Regions from separate parts of the Homo sapiens genome. Here region 1 is linked to region 2. Evidence: chromatin contacts called from ENCODE Hi-C data. All regions are on one chromosome and are shown on one strand. The core of a region is the stretch at or near the end of the contact, and the rest is flanking DNA. Distances in the headings are between cores, read along the strand shown. Region 1 holds the start of FARS2-AS1 (FARS2 antisense RNA 1). Region 2 overlaps FARS2 (phenylalanyl-tRNA synthetase 2, mitochondrial).

The links. A loop is a pair of places that touch in the nucleus more often than their neighbours do. Pooled maps may share reads with other maps.
Region 1: a loop to region 2 is called in a map of gastrocnemius medialis, with 4 times the contacts of the local background. The contact joins the promoter of FARS2-AS1 here to the enhancer-like site in region 2. A Hi-C loop is called at or near these places in 4 of 168 maps with a recorded cell type or tissue (gastrocnemius medialis, heart right ventricle and psoas muscle) and 2 of 50 pooled maps.

The regions. Positions count from the first base shown.
Region 1 is chr6:5,453,792-5,460,175 of GRCh38, reverse strand. FARS2-AS1 (FARS2 antisense RNA 1) reads left to right here and starts at 2,101. Exons shown (of 2, transcript NR_125848.1): 1 at 2,101-2,282. All of the region lies in intron 4 of FARS2 (phenylalanyl-tRNA synthetase 2, mitochondrial), which reads right to left. RefSeq lists an enhancer at 2,477-3,463.
Region 2 is chr6:5,760,903-5,766,886 of GRCh38, reverse strand. The region is part of intron 6 of FARS2 (phenylalanyl-tRNA synthetase 2, mitochondrial); the gene reads right to left. Among named protein-coding and RNA genes, the nearest start is that of NRN1, 240 kb to the left of the region's middle. RefSeq lists an enhancer at 2,303-2,492. Within about 2 kb of position 2,391, at least 7 of the 41 ENCODE cell types and tissues checked have a DNase peak (open chromatin) inside an H3K27ac peak, as active enhancers do; they include gastrocnemius medialis, heart right ventricle and psoas muscle, where a contact is called at or near this core.

The DNA.
Region 1 (6,384 bases), core at 852-3,351, 310 kb after region 2:
GAAAACTAAGCAGACAAAAAAAGACTGAAGAAAAAGTTATGTGAAAGAGAAAAGGTAATTACAGTTTACTAAATATTTTACCTGTGGATAGCATCAGTCAAAATAACCTAATGCAGAGCACCGATCTATCCCAAAACACGCTCTAACTGCAGAGAAGTTAGATGAATGAAAAGGCTGCCTTTTGGTTGGTTTGGTGTTAGGGTAGGGAAGACATGGCTAAGTCCTCATATTTCACGTTGCATGGTCAAAGGAGAATATTTAAAGCGGAAAGAAATCAAGGAGCAGCAATACGAACATGTTACTTAGAGATACAGAGAATGATTCCAAAGACTCAGATGTCAAACAGTTGAAACTGGCAGCCTCTAAGGAGGAAGAAATAGGAAGGTGGAGGGAGGTGGGGAAAAGGGAAAGGCATACAGGAGACTGCTGGGGCTTGGCACTAAACTTTGCAGAATGATTTGACTCCTTAAGCTAGAAAGGGAGTAAACTTTAATGGAAAGAATAGAAGTCTTTTTTTAAAAAGAGTAAAGCAAGAGGAACAGGCAGTGACATGGAGTCTCTGCATCATTCTAAGGCCAAAGTGCTGTGGTCAAAATGATGTCCCTCCCGCTCTGGGCACACCGACATGGGCAGCAGGCAACCGGAGCACATTCCACCACCGCCCACAAAGGTGGCTGGGTCACTGAGCCAACAGCACAAAAGAGGAAAGGAAAGAAGTTCCCACAAAAGTGGAGCCAGAATAATATAAGAAAATCAAATCGAAAAGACATCCCAGTATACTAGGGTCAAAAAAAAAATCATAAATTGCTTTTTAGAGATAAAAGATCTGGAAAAAAAGTTTGAAGCAACCACTAACAACGAACTCTGTCCAAAAGAGTTGTGAAAATACCAACATTTTTAGCTAAAGGTTAATTAGATTGCCTAAATTCAAATTTGTTTCTGATGTATCCAAGAGTTTCCATTTCTAGAAATATGTTAAACTAATTTGTTTTTCTTAGAAGTAATGCAGGTCCAAGACACGGATTATTAGACTGCTCTCAGAGGAATCATGTTTCCCTCCATGCTGGCCACATGGACCAGTGTCATCAGTTCTGTTGAACATTAAGAGACAATGTTAACGTTTCACAAAGCAACACATCAAGTGGAAACAAATCCATTTCATCAAATTAATATATTTCATGCTTTAATTTTAATGGAATGCATCTGAGAGAACAAAAGAATAAAAACTACTACCACCATCCTTGTTAAAATGTATCTTCAGGGTAGAATGGCACCATTTGTACAGTCATGGATGGCCCTTCTCACCACAACAGACAAATCTGCACTTGCCTGGCAAAATTTCATTCTTCCTGCAATCAAATTGCTACCAGCATGTTTGTGAACACTGTAAACCTGCCCATGTTGATTCTTGAAATGAAAAATATCAAGGGAAATAAATAATCCTTTACTCCCTGCCATTCTTAGGAATAAGAAACAGACATTTTGATGAGGTAGAAGAAACAACAAACATGTCCTTATTTAGCAGGCTTCTGCTTGGAAGTGCCAGTCTCAATATTATCCACGTGTATGAGGTGGATTATATAACTGCTCAGGGCTGATGGGCCTGATCTCTATGTGGGAAACAAGATCCTGATTTTATGCTCTTAATAATTCACTATGATTAGCAGTTATGGGGGAGGTGGATCTGAGTCACCTCCTGCTCTTCCCATTTGTGAATTCATGTTTGACTACAGTGGCCCTTGCTCTGGCTGGCCAAGGGGCTGGACAGCAGTCCCCTTCTAGGGCTCCAGTGCTCCTCAGCCCTGGCAGGAAGGCCAGCTTTGCCAGCCTAGGCTTCTTGCATCCCTAGCCCTGGAAGGGCCTCAGGTGTTTCAGACACAGGTACAGCCAGCTCTTGCACAAACCCCTTTCCTGCCAAGCCAGGACTGCATTTCCAGTCATGGGCAGGCTTTGCTGCAAATGATTACACAGGACTAAACCTAGACAGACCTGAGGAGCAGAAGGCAGAGTCAAGCCAAACCAGAGCCAAGGGGAAGGGAGCCAAGGGGACTTGGCCATGGGAGCAGACACACAAGCTGCGCCCTGGAGCTGATCGAGTCCCTCGCAGGAGAGGGCTGGGCAGAGGAACCACGACGGCCATGCGGAAGCCACACAAGAGCGATCCAATGTCTCATCTCCGCCCTCAATCATGGCCTCCGCTGATGCCAAAGTAAACCCATTCAGCTTCAGGAGGCTTTTCAGCAAACAAAGCATAATTTGTACGACGGATCTGTGTGTTACAGGTAGGAAATACTCCTGAGTGGGGAGATCTGGAAGCTTTCTAATATTACAATGCTCTTCTATTGCTGAATTTCTCCCTGGATTTATAGCCTTGGTTGACACATCAGCTTGTGAGTTACTTATTTTTCTTTGACTCAGTTTCCCCTGAGAGAAACAGAAATAAAAACCCTATGTTTATTTCCACCTCTCAAATTCAACTATCCAGGAATTAAATTCTGTTTATTTCAGGCTATTAAATATTCATGGAGTCCAAGAACCAGGTGCTTTAGGAGATTAAAAAATAAATAAAACACAGGCCCTGCTATCAAAGAGCTCAGACCTAGAAAGTTTAAAAATATTCTCAAATAACCATGTCAAAAGGTAAAATGTGGTAAATATCACAGGAGATTATGATAACAGTCTGCTCAACAAACAATTTCAGGGGATCTGGTATGTGACAGGCATTGTGATAGGCACGGAAAACAAGATCAAAAACGTCGGCCAGCCCTTCCCCCGCAGCTGTGGATGGTGCAGCAGGGACTGAGAGATTCAGGGAGGAAGAAATAATCTCTGATCCCAGTGGCCGAGAATTGGGTGACAGGGTGCTGGCAAGCTCTGATGGCACTGCCATTCAATACCCATGCCCCCTGACCATAGGGGTGGGAGGTGGGTGTGGTGGAGGATGTTGGCAGGCAGAGATAGTGAGTCAGCTTCTGAACTGTGAACACACACACAATGGCCTGCAGATGAGACAGGGTGCACCCCATGTGCTGGAGACACCGGGCTGCCAGCTTGCCCACTGACGTGGACATATGTAGGGGAAAGGGAGGAGGGTGGCTCGGGGCCTGGCTGGACAAGCAAGTATTCGTACTTTTGTCTTGCACACAGTAGAGGATCACGGGCATTTGAAATGACACAACTGGAAGCTAAATCCAACAGCAGGGGAGACCCTTACCAAGGCGAGGTAAGTGGGCTACCCTCGGCCTCCCTTTCCCTGCTGTTGTTTTGGTAGCTGGACAGGGCTAGGGACAGGAATATCCTTTCCTTCTGTGGACGGTTTGGGGGTCATGAGCAATGCCCTGAGGGAGCCATTTTCACCAGCCAAGGTAAGATGGAGCCTCACTTTCCAATCTTTTCAATCCTGCCTGCTAATGACCCTGCCCATCTCTTTTTTTTTTTTTTTTTTGAGATGGAGTCTCGCTGTGTTGCCCAGGCTGGAGTGCAATAATGCCATCTCGGCTCACTGCAACCTCCGCCTCCCAGGTTCAAGCAATTCTCCTGCCTCAGCCTCATGAGGCTGAGCTTACAGGCACGCACCACCAAGCCTGGTTAATTTTTTGTGCTTTTAGTAGAGGTGGGGTTTCACCATGTTGGCCAGGCTGGCCTCGAACTCCTGACCTCGTGATCCGCCTGCCTCGGCCTCCCAAAGTGTTGGGATTACAGGCGTGAGCCACCGTGCCTGGCCAACCCTGCCCATCTCTTTATTCAACATATTCTCCAGCCACAGCCTTTAATCACACAGAACCTTTCATAAATTGGGACTAAATAGTAAGCCCTTCAAATGCTGCGTGAATGCAAGCTGTAGGAGGACAAGAACACGGCTTTGTTTGTACTCTGCTGTATCTCAAGCACCTGGGAGAGTACCTGGCACATAGTAGGCATACAATAAATATTTGTTTATTTTTTGCTTTTTGTTTTTTTTTGAGACAGGGTCTTGCTCTGTCACCCAGGCTGGAATGCAGTGGCACAATCACAGCTCACTGCAGCCTCGACCTCCAGGCTCAAGCAATCCTCCTGCCTCAGCCCTCCAAGTAGCTGGACTACAGATGCACGCTAATGTGCCTGGCTAATTTTTGTAATTTTGGAGAGACAGGGTTTCACCACGTTTCCCTGGCTGGTCTTGTACTCCTGGGCTCAAGCAATTTGCTTGACTTGGCCTCTCAAAGTGCTGGGATTACAGGCATAAGCTACCGCGCCCAGCCTTGTTTGTTAAGTGAACAAATGAAGCTTGATGCATGGAGGGAGTATAAACTGAGATAATAAATAATCTTAAATACCATTTCTAATAGCTTCCTTTTATAGATGAGAAACTGAGGCTCAGAGATGTCAAAGGATTCCTCTAGGGCAAACAGTCAGCCAGACAGTAATCAGTTAGTTAAAAAACTATTGTCCAGGCCTCCGATGCTGAGTATAAAGCTCTTTCTACTATCCTACATTACTTCTGTTTTTTGCATTTTCAATGACCTATAATTAAGAGCAATGAAATTAGAAAGCAGCAGTTTATAGATCTCCAAAGAATTTTATTCTAAAGATGTTTAGAACCTCCATGACACAGGATATTAAGGTAATAAAAACAAATTAGAAGTAGGATGGGGGAAACAAGCTGATTTCAGGTCAATGAAATGAAAGCAACACTCTCTCTCTGTGCATTTACAACGCTGCTGCTTAGAATTTCTGAGATTACCTCCATTACTCTGCTTTGAAATTGCTCAGTAAACTACATCAGACATTACTCCACTAACACTCTCACAATCTGGCCGTCCCTGCTGCTTCCCTGGAGACTAACACATACCCAAGCTTCAAAAATTTTCCCTTGGCAATAAAAGTGTATATATTTTGAAAGGCAATAAAATAGAGGCTTGTGTCATCTTTGGAGGGGCTTTTTGGAATCTTCTGCAAAGATTTAAAAATCAAAAAGCTGCTTGGTAACCATCTGCAGGGTAAGAAACAAATAAGCAATAACCAAGACGGTTTTGAATGAAAACCGGAAAAGGAAATCTCCTCACAATGACATCAAAAACAAGTACACGTGACCACCCGCTCTGTGCCAGGTATCGTGCTAGATGCTGGTGGGTCAGCAGTCTATGACCAACAAGGTCCTTGTCCTCAGGGCACTTGCAGTCTTGGGAAGGGGAAGCTAGAATCAATGACATTAAATAAAGACATAATCACAATTGGTTTACTACAGTGGTGATGCCTGCTGTGAACAAGACATGCAGGTGCTACTGGAGTGGGTCACAGGGTCATCAGATGTGCCCAGGCAGTCCCAGCAAAGGAAGGGAGAACCGAAAGGCTTGCTCAGCTGGAATGACGGTGAAGGCGGGTCCGCATGGCCAGAGAGCTGGTCAGAGCAAAGCAGAGTAGGCATTGCCTTGGAGGACACATTCACTACAGATTTGGACCTTTACCCTCAGAGCAATGAGAATCCAAAGATTATACGGAGATTATCGGGACCGAGAGTTAACTGTTAAAAGATTATTCCTTAAAAAACAAGGCCAGGCTCAGTGGCTCACGCCTGCAATCCCAGCACTTTGAGAGGCTGAGGTGGGTGGGTCACAAGGTCAGGAGATTGAGACCATCCTGGCTAACACGGTGAAACCCCATATCTACTAAAAATACAAAAAATTAGCCGGGCATGGTAGCATGCACCTGTAATCCCAGCTACTCGGGGGGAGGCTGAGGCAGGAGAATCGCTTGAACCTGGGAGGTGGAGGTTGCAGTGAGCCGAGATCACGCCACTGCACTCCAGCCTGGGCGACAGAGTGAGACTCCATCTCTAAATAAATAAATAAATAAATTTTAAAAAAACAAGTGTTGATATTTTCAGAACAGTACAAACAGTTTGAAATAAGCAAATGTAAATTAGGATGTAAGGATTATTTGACAGCATTCACAAGTGACAGCAGAAAGGCATGTCCATGGGTCTAAAAAAAAAAAAATGGAGGGAGAACTTAGTAACCCCAAATGGCACTGATAAAAGTACTAGGCATACTGCTTTGAAAAAAACAAACAAACCAGGGACATGATGTTTCTAAAGATTGTACTAAAATTCAAGATTTGTCAAAATAATCAATTTTTTAATTTAGTGTATAAGCTAAACAATAATAATAATAATATTGATGCTATTATTAAAAGTAAAAGCATCCCTCCTTGTTAAACCTCCCTCGGCTCCTCCAGCCCACACTGGTCTTGTCATCTTTTGAATTCACAGACCCCACCTGATGTCTAAGCAGGTGCACAGCAGTAAATCAGGCACGGCTTCGTGGGCTCTCCCGTACGGTTCCTCATTATTCAACTCCTGCATTTAACATACTTTCCATGTGTTTATGCCTAGACTACCCACTG
Region 2 (5,984 bases), core at 1,142-3,641:
AGAAGATATCCAGAAAAGGGGAATCTATAGAGATAGAAGGCAGACTGATGGTTACCAGGGGTCATAGGGGAGACTGCTTCATAGGGATATGGTTTTCCTTTGGGGTAATGACATATTTTACAACTAGATAGAGGTGATGGTTGCACAACACTGTTCTCATACTAAATACCACTGAATTGTACACTTTAAAAAATGGTTAATGTTATGTCAATTTTTCCTCAATTAAAATAATAAAAACTAGGAAATCTGGTTTCAGAGCCCAGCTATTAACTGTCACCCTCTTCCTTTAATCCCAATGTCCTCTAAGAAGTGACAAGGTTTGCAAGTTATGGAGAAGAGTAATTTCTTTTAACTGTTCTGTTAAAAAATGAGATGGAATGAGCCCATGCTCCTCTCTGGCTCTGCCCTTCCACCAACAGAGGGCACAGCTGGACAGGAAGAATGACTGTGAGTGGGGTGGGCTGTGCCTGGGGCACAGACGATTTAATGTCTTTCCTGCTTATAGGGGCATTAAAAGGTGGTCTGGGAAGCCAGACAGCTGGCTGGGAAAATGGGATGGCTGCAAGGGTAAGAAAGGAAGGGTAAGAGCATGGGGGCCGGGGTGGGCACCACGAGGTTGCTACTGTCCTCCCCCAACTCACGCAGGCACACTCATCAGGACAAGAAGCCTGCCCCGAAGGACAGAACAGGCTGCACTGACTACCTGGAGTTTTAGAGGCAAACAAAAGTTCTCTTTTATGTACTTCACAGCTTCTACTCATAGGCAAAGTAAACCAGATTGCCCATTACTAAGTCTGAGAGGTCAAATCCCATTATAAGGAGTTTGAAGAGAGATTCTAAAAAAATTTTTTTGGTGCTACAATTTCATTGCATTGGGGTATTGGCTAAAATGAGTTGGTCACTGGATAGAGTTTGATTTTTTTTAAAGATTTTGGTATAGGCATCTTAGAATGTTTGAACCTCTGGGGCTTCCATTGTCACCAGTTTATTCATAGATTCCTTTAGTTATTCAACAAACAGCATGTTTCAGTCACTGAGTTGGACACAGAGAAGCACATGAAGGGGACCCAGTATCTGCCCTCAACCAGCTCACATCCGGGAGTTAGCAGCCTGCTGAGGTCCTGCAGAAACCCAGGAGCCGGCTGAGCAAAGGACTGTTCCCTAGTACGCCCATGACAGCAGGAGGGGCTGGTACTTGCTTGGCGATGAAGTCAGCCACACCGCACCCCACGTGGAACCTCATGTTCTCCCGAGATTTGCTCTTCAGTGCATAATTTCTCCCACCTCCCCGAGAACACTGACACGCGCTGTTTGTCTAGTACAGTGCGGCACTACAGGGCCCACCAGAGGGCTTCAGGTTATCCTGCCTGCTAGGAGCTTACCTCTTGAGAGGGGCAAACAGAATATAAGACAGCCCACGCTCCCTGCCATTGGCAGGTGATGAGCGATGCCATAGTACATGCTGTGCCCAGGGCCCACCTCTTCCACTCTCCCACTGCCGCCCGTCAGCTCCCCTTCTGAGAGATTCAGCCTGGCTCTTGAAACTGGAAACATGACTCAAGCTTTTCCTGAAACTTACTTTCACTTGGATCCTGGTCCCTGCTCCAGTGTGAATGCCACCTAACTTTACCATCCTGTACAAGAGTAGCTGCTTGTGTGGAAGCCGAGAGCCAGGGCCAGAGGGGCAGCCCCGTGTGGGCCAATGGGAGAGCTGGGCTGGACGGCAGAATGCAACAGCAGGGAGGGGATGGCATATTTCAATGCCGCCTCCTACCAGAGCCCCTAGACCAAAGACAAGGATGTATAGGTGCTGAGTATAGTCAGGGCTGGATCAGTGAAGCATTCTCAAAACTATAAATGTTTAAAAGGGGTCCCTCCCCAGTGATTATTTTCTTTTCCCGATCAACTTAAGTGATACAACTAACAAGTACCAAAAGCACTGCCAAGAGTGTCACTGCTCTCCAGTTCAAAGTGTGCCAAGAAGGAGATTTTCTAAAGAACTCTCAAGCCTTATTGGAAAGCTGGCACAAGGGGTCAGAGTGTTAGCGAGGGTTGGAATTCCTCTATCATACAACCACTTGGTTTACCCTGGCAACCAAACAGGCTCTGCACTCAAAATAAAACCTTTCCAGGGGATCCAGCCAAATCCCAGCTCCTGCAACATCCACAATAGTCTGCTTCTCCATCTGTGACAGAGCAGCGACTTCATGTTCTTGGATGGTGCGCTCAACACCTCCCAGAATAGATCACATATGACCAGCAGTCACTGCAGCTGCCATCTATTCATGCAGGGATTACTCAACGGGAGAGAAGATGCTGTCACGGGGCAGCTTCCATTTTCAGAGTAACAAACACTGGGTTTCCCCGGCTCACTCCTCATCTGTCTCCTGCTTGTCTGATGCAGAAGCTCAGTCTGGAGCTGCCCACGTCAGAGGCACTGTGCATGGCTGCGAGGGTCAATACGTGCAATGCTTTAGTGGGTAGGGCTGGACTCGGGCAAGAGGCACAGTAAGGCAGGAGGAGGAGGAGGAAGTGAGGACAGGTTCCATGGCCTCTCCTGAAAATATAGAAGTGAATGGGCATGGTGGAGTGGAGAACCAGACTTTGCAGCTAGAGAAACTTGGTTCTAATTCCTGCTCTGCCCTTTGCTAGCTGTGCGACTCTGGGCAGCTTACATCACCCTTCTCGCCTCAATAACTCCATCTGCAGAGTGAGGCGAACAAAACTTGCTTTCCAGGGTTTGTGAGGACTGAATGAGGGGGCGTGTAGAGTGTTAATACAGAGCCAGCCACCCAGAGTAGGCGCTCCATACCTACGCATCCGCCCCATCTTCCTCCTTTACTCCTGTGGCTTATTGGAGAGTGTAATGAGGCTGTGGGGGTGAGGGACTTGTATTTCCTGTGTTTCTTTTACCCTCCTCAGAGTTTGGACTCTGACTTTGGACTGAGGATGGGAAGAGATTCCTTCCCCTGGAGCACGGATGCATTAGTTAGCTTTGGCTGCAACAGTGAAGTGAGGAGTGGAAGTCAGATTGGGCAGGATTTAAATAAGTGGTCTGGAAACTAAGTAAATCATTTTCCCCCTTTACCTTCTCTATGTTAAAAAAAAAAAAAAAAAACCAAAAGGGAAGAGAAGATGAAATTCTGATCATGAGACTTAGGGTCTCATGACTCTATACGGTTTTCCTAATGAACTGCTCTGGGCTTAATGCAAGAAGAGGACACAGGCCTGGAGGCAGGAGGCCTGGGTGCCAGCCCAAGCTCCTGTGATGACTGTGTGAATCTGGGCGAGTCATTTAACCTCTACTGGCCTCATTTTTGCCCCCAGTGACAGGAGTGGAATAAATGTGCTCTGAGGCTCCTTCTGGCTCTAGAATCCTAGGAGTCACCTCAGAAGACAGAAGAGATCCTTTTATTTATTTATTTATTTGAGACATGGTCTTGCTCTGTCACCCAGGCTGGAGTGCAGTGGCAGTGGCACAATGATGGCTCACTGCAGCCTCGACCTTCTGGGCTCAAGCAATCCTTCCACCTCAGCCTCCTGAAAAGCTGGGACCACAGGCATGCACCACCACATCTAGTTAATTTTTTGATTTCATGTAGAGACAGGGTCTCGCTATGTTGCCCAGGCCAATCTCAAACTCCTAGGCTCAAGCAATCCTCCAGCATTCCCAGAGCCTGCACAGGAAGAAAGGGCAAGGCTAGGATGGGCCCATGATATGAGCGATGGGAGCCGGAGGGAAGCACGCTGGCCTAATGAGGGCAAAGTGCAGCGTGGCAGGGCCCACTGAGAAAGCCATCGTGCAGATGATGGGGCTCCATCAGTTAACAATGCTCTGGACACTTCTTCGCCCCCTCCATCTATTCCCTTTGTTATTTCGCAAATACCATACACGCACTCCCCAGAGGAGGAGAGGAGGTTCTCCTCCTCGTTCTCACAACGGTCTGTCCTGGGCCTGACGCTCCTGTGGGGCCATTCTGAGCGGTGCCTCCCCCAGCTCCCAGCCAGTGAACACCAGTGTTGCCGCTCCCTGCTGCTGCTGTGCCTGTGATTTCCTCCCAGAGGGATTTCTGTTCCTCAGAGTCAGTCACAAGAAACCAGTCCAGATGGTTCCTCTGACAGTTACTGCCTTGGGAAAGACAACTCCAATCCAGGCCTTGATGGAGGCAGGGCCAGAGGCAGAGAGAGAGAGGGCCTCCCCCGCCGGGCCCAGCTCCTAGCCAGCACACGTCGGCAACGTAAGAGTTCCTTAGAGACACGTGTTTTGCAGGCAAGAAATGCTTTTTAACATCAAATACTCGCCAAGTCCTCAGGGATGTTTCAAAACACCCCCAGGTTTTTATTCCCATCACTCCCTGTGACTTCTCCTGGTACTTCCCAGTGAGTGTCTCCTGCCAAGCACCTCCTGCGGGATGTGGCCGAGCTCCTTGGTCCTTGCATGCGTGTGTATATGACAATAACTGCTCCGGGGAAATCTAATGGACTCTCTTATGGAGAGACTTGGGATGCAGACTCGCCCAGCTTTACCACTTCTCAGTTACAGAGTCTTGGGCTAGTTCTTAATTTCTAGTCCAGGTTCTCCTTCTAAAATATAGATCATGAACTAACAAGAGTTTTTGAAGGAATTGAATGAAAAAAATGTATAGGTAAAGTGTTAAGTGTTGTTCATGCTAACAGTTAACAGTTGGTATTATTATTCAGGCAGCTGAAGGTTATCCACCTCTACTTCAGCCCACACAGAAAGACCTGAATGACCTTAGACAAATTATCTGAGCCTCAACTTCCTCGTCTGTACAGATGGATCACTGATATGATACATGCTACAACATAGATGAACCCTGAACACATGATGCCCAGTGATTATTACTAGAAATGCAAGTTGGGAACCCACATTATATTGAAAAACAAAACAAAACAGACAACAGCTCACTGGTGTGCACACAGCAGGGGGGCTGCAATGAGTCTCATGTGATTGGTTTCTGCCCTCCCTGGATGGAGCATCTTCATGATTTCATTAGCTTAGCAATGAAGATACCTTGCATTGTATACAAATGCCTCTTTTTTTTTTTTTTTTTTTTAGATCCTCCACTCTTAATGCTATGGCAGGGTCTGGCCATATTTAACACATTCTTTTCAACTATTCCATTATCTTCTGAGCCATCCTTTTACATTTCTAACAAGAAGTAATGTCTCATTTTGCACATATTTCCAAAGCCCTGTGCTTTTCGTTTGTGTGGAAAATTTGGAAGAGATTTTATTTTTCTCTCTGGCTTAGTCTGCAGAGCCAAAGTCAACAGAGCTAACTTTAACTCTGTACTGTTACAAGGCAGCCTCCCAATCGTGTCGACACTTTGGTGGATGAGTCAGGTAACAGAACAGAAGATCTGTGGCAGGTGAAGTGCTACGTTTCCAACTCAAGCAATTGATCAGCATTTATTTGTTCTGTGCTGAGGTGGACATTGCAGGAGACACAAACAGGTATACGAACTGCTTGATCAATACATACATATTCATGGAGTGGCTGTTCTGTGCATGACACAGTGGTAGTGTGAGGGGAAGATGTATCTCAAAGTTACAGAAAGAAGGATTAGGCTATATTACAATCCACTTGGGGTCCATAAGACATTTATACATGAATAGACAGTCAACAGGATGAAACCATTAATACTAAATGTTAAATAAATGGCATGGACCATAGACAACTTGGAAGTCAGTAGACTGGCAGAGGAGATGAGATTAGGTCTAGATGTTAAAGCACAAGTAGGATTTTGACAGGTGGAGAGCAAGGAGCTCAGTCCAGCTGGCAAAACGTCACCAGAGGTACTGGTGGCAAGGGGCATTCATTGTATTATTTCCCCTTCCATTTCAAAAAAGATTTGCTGAGTATATGTTCCAGGTACAAATGGCCCAATAGGGACCTCTTCAGACGGCGCATGACCTACTGAAAGAGGACAGGCTGTGTACAATCACCGTAGGAAGCTGGC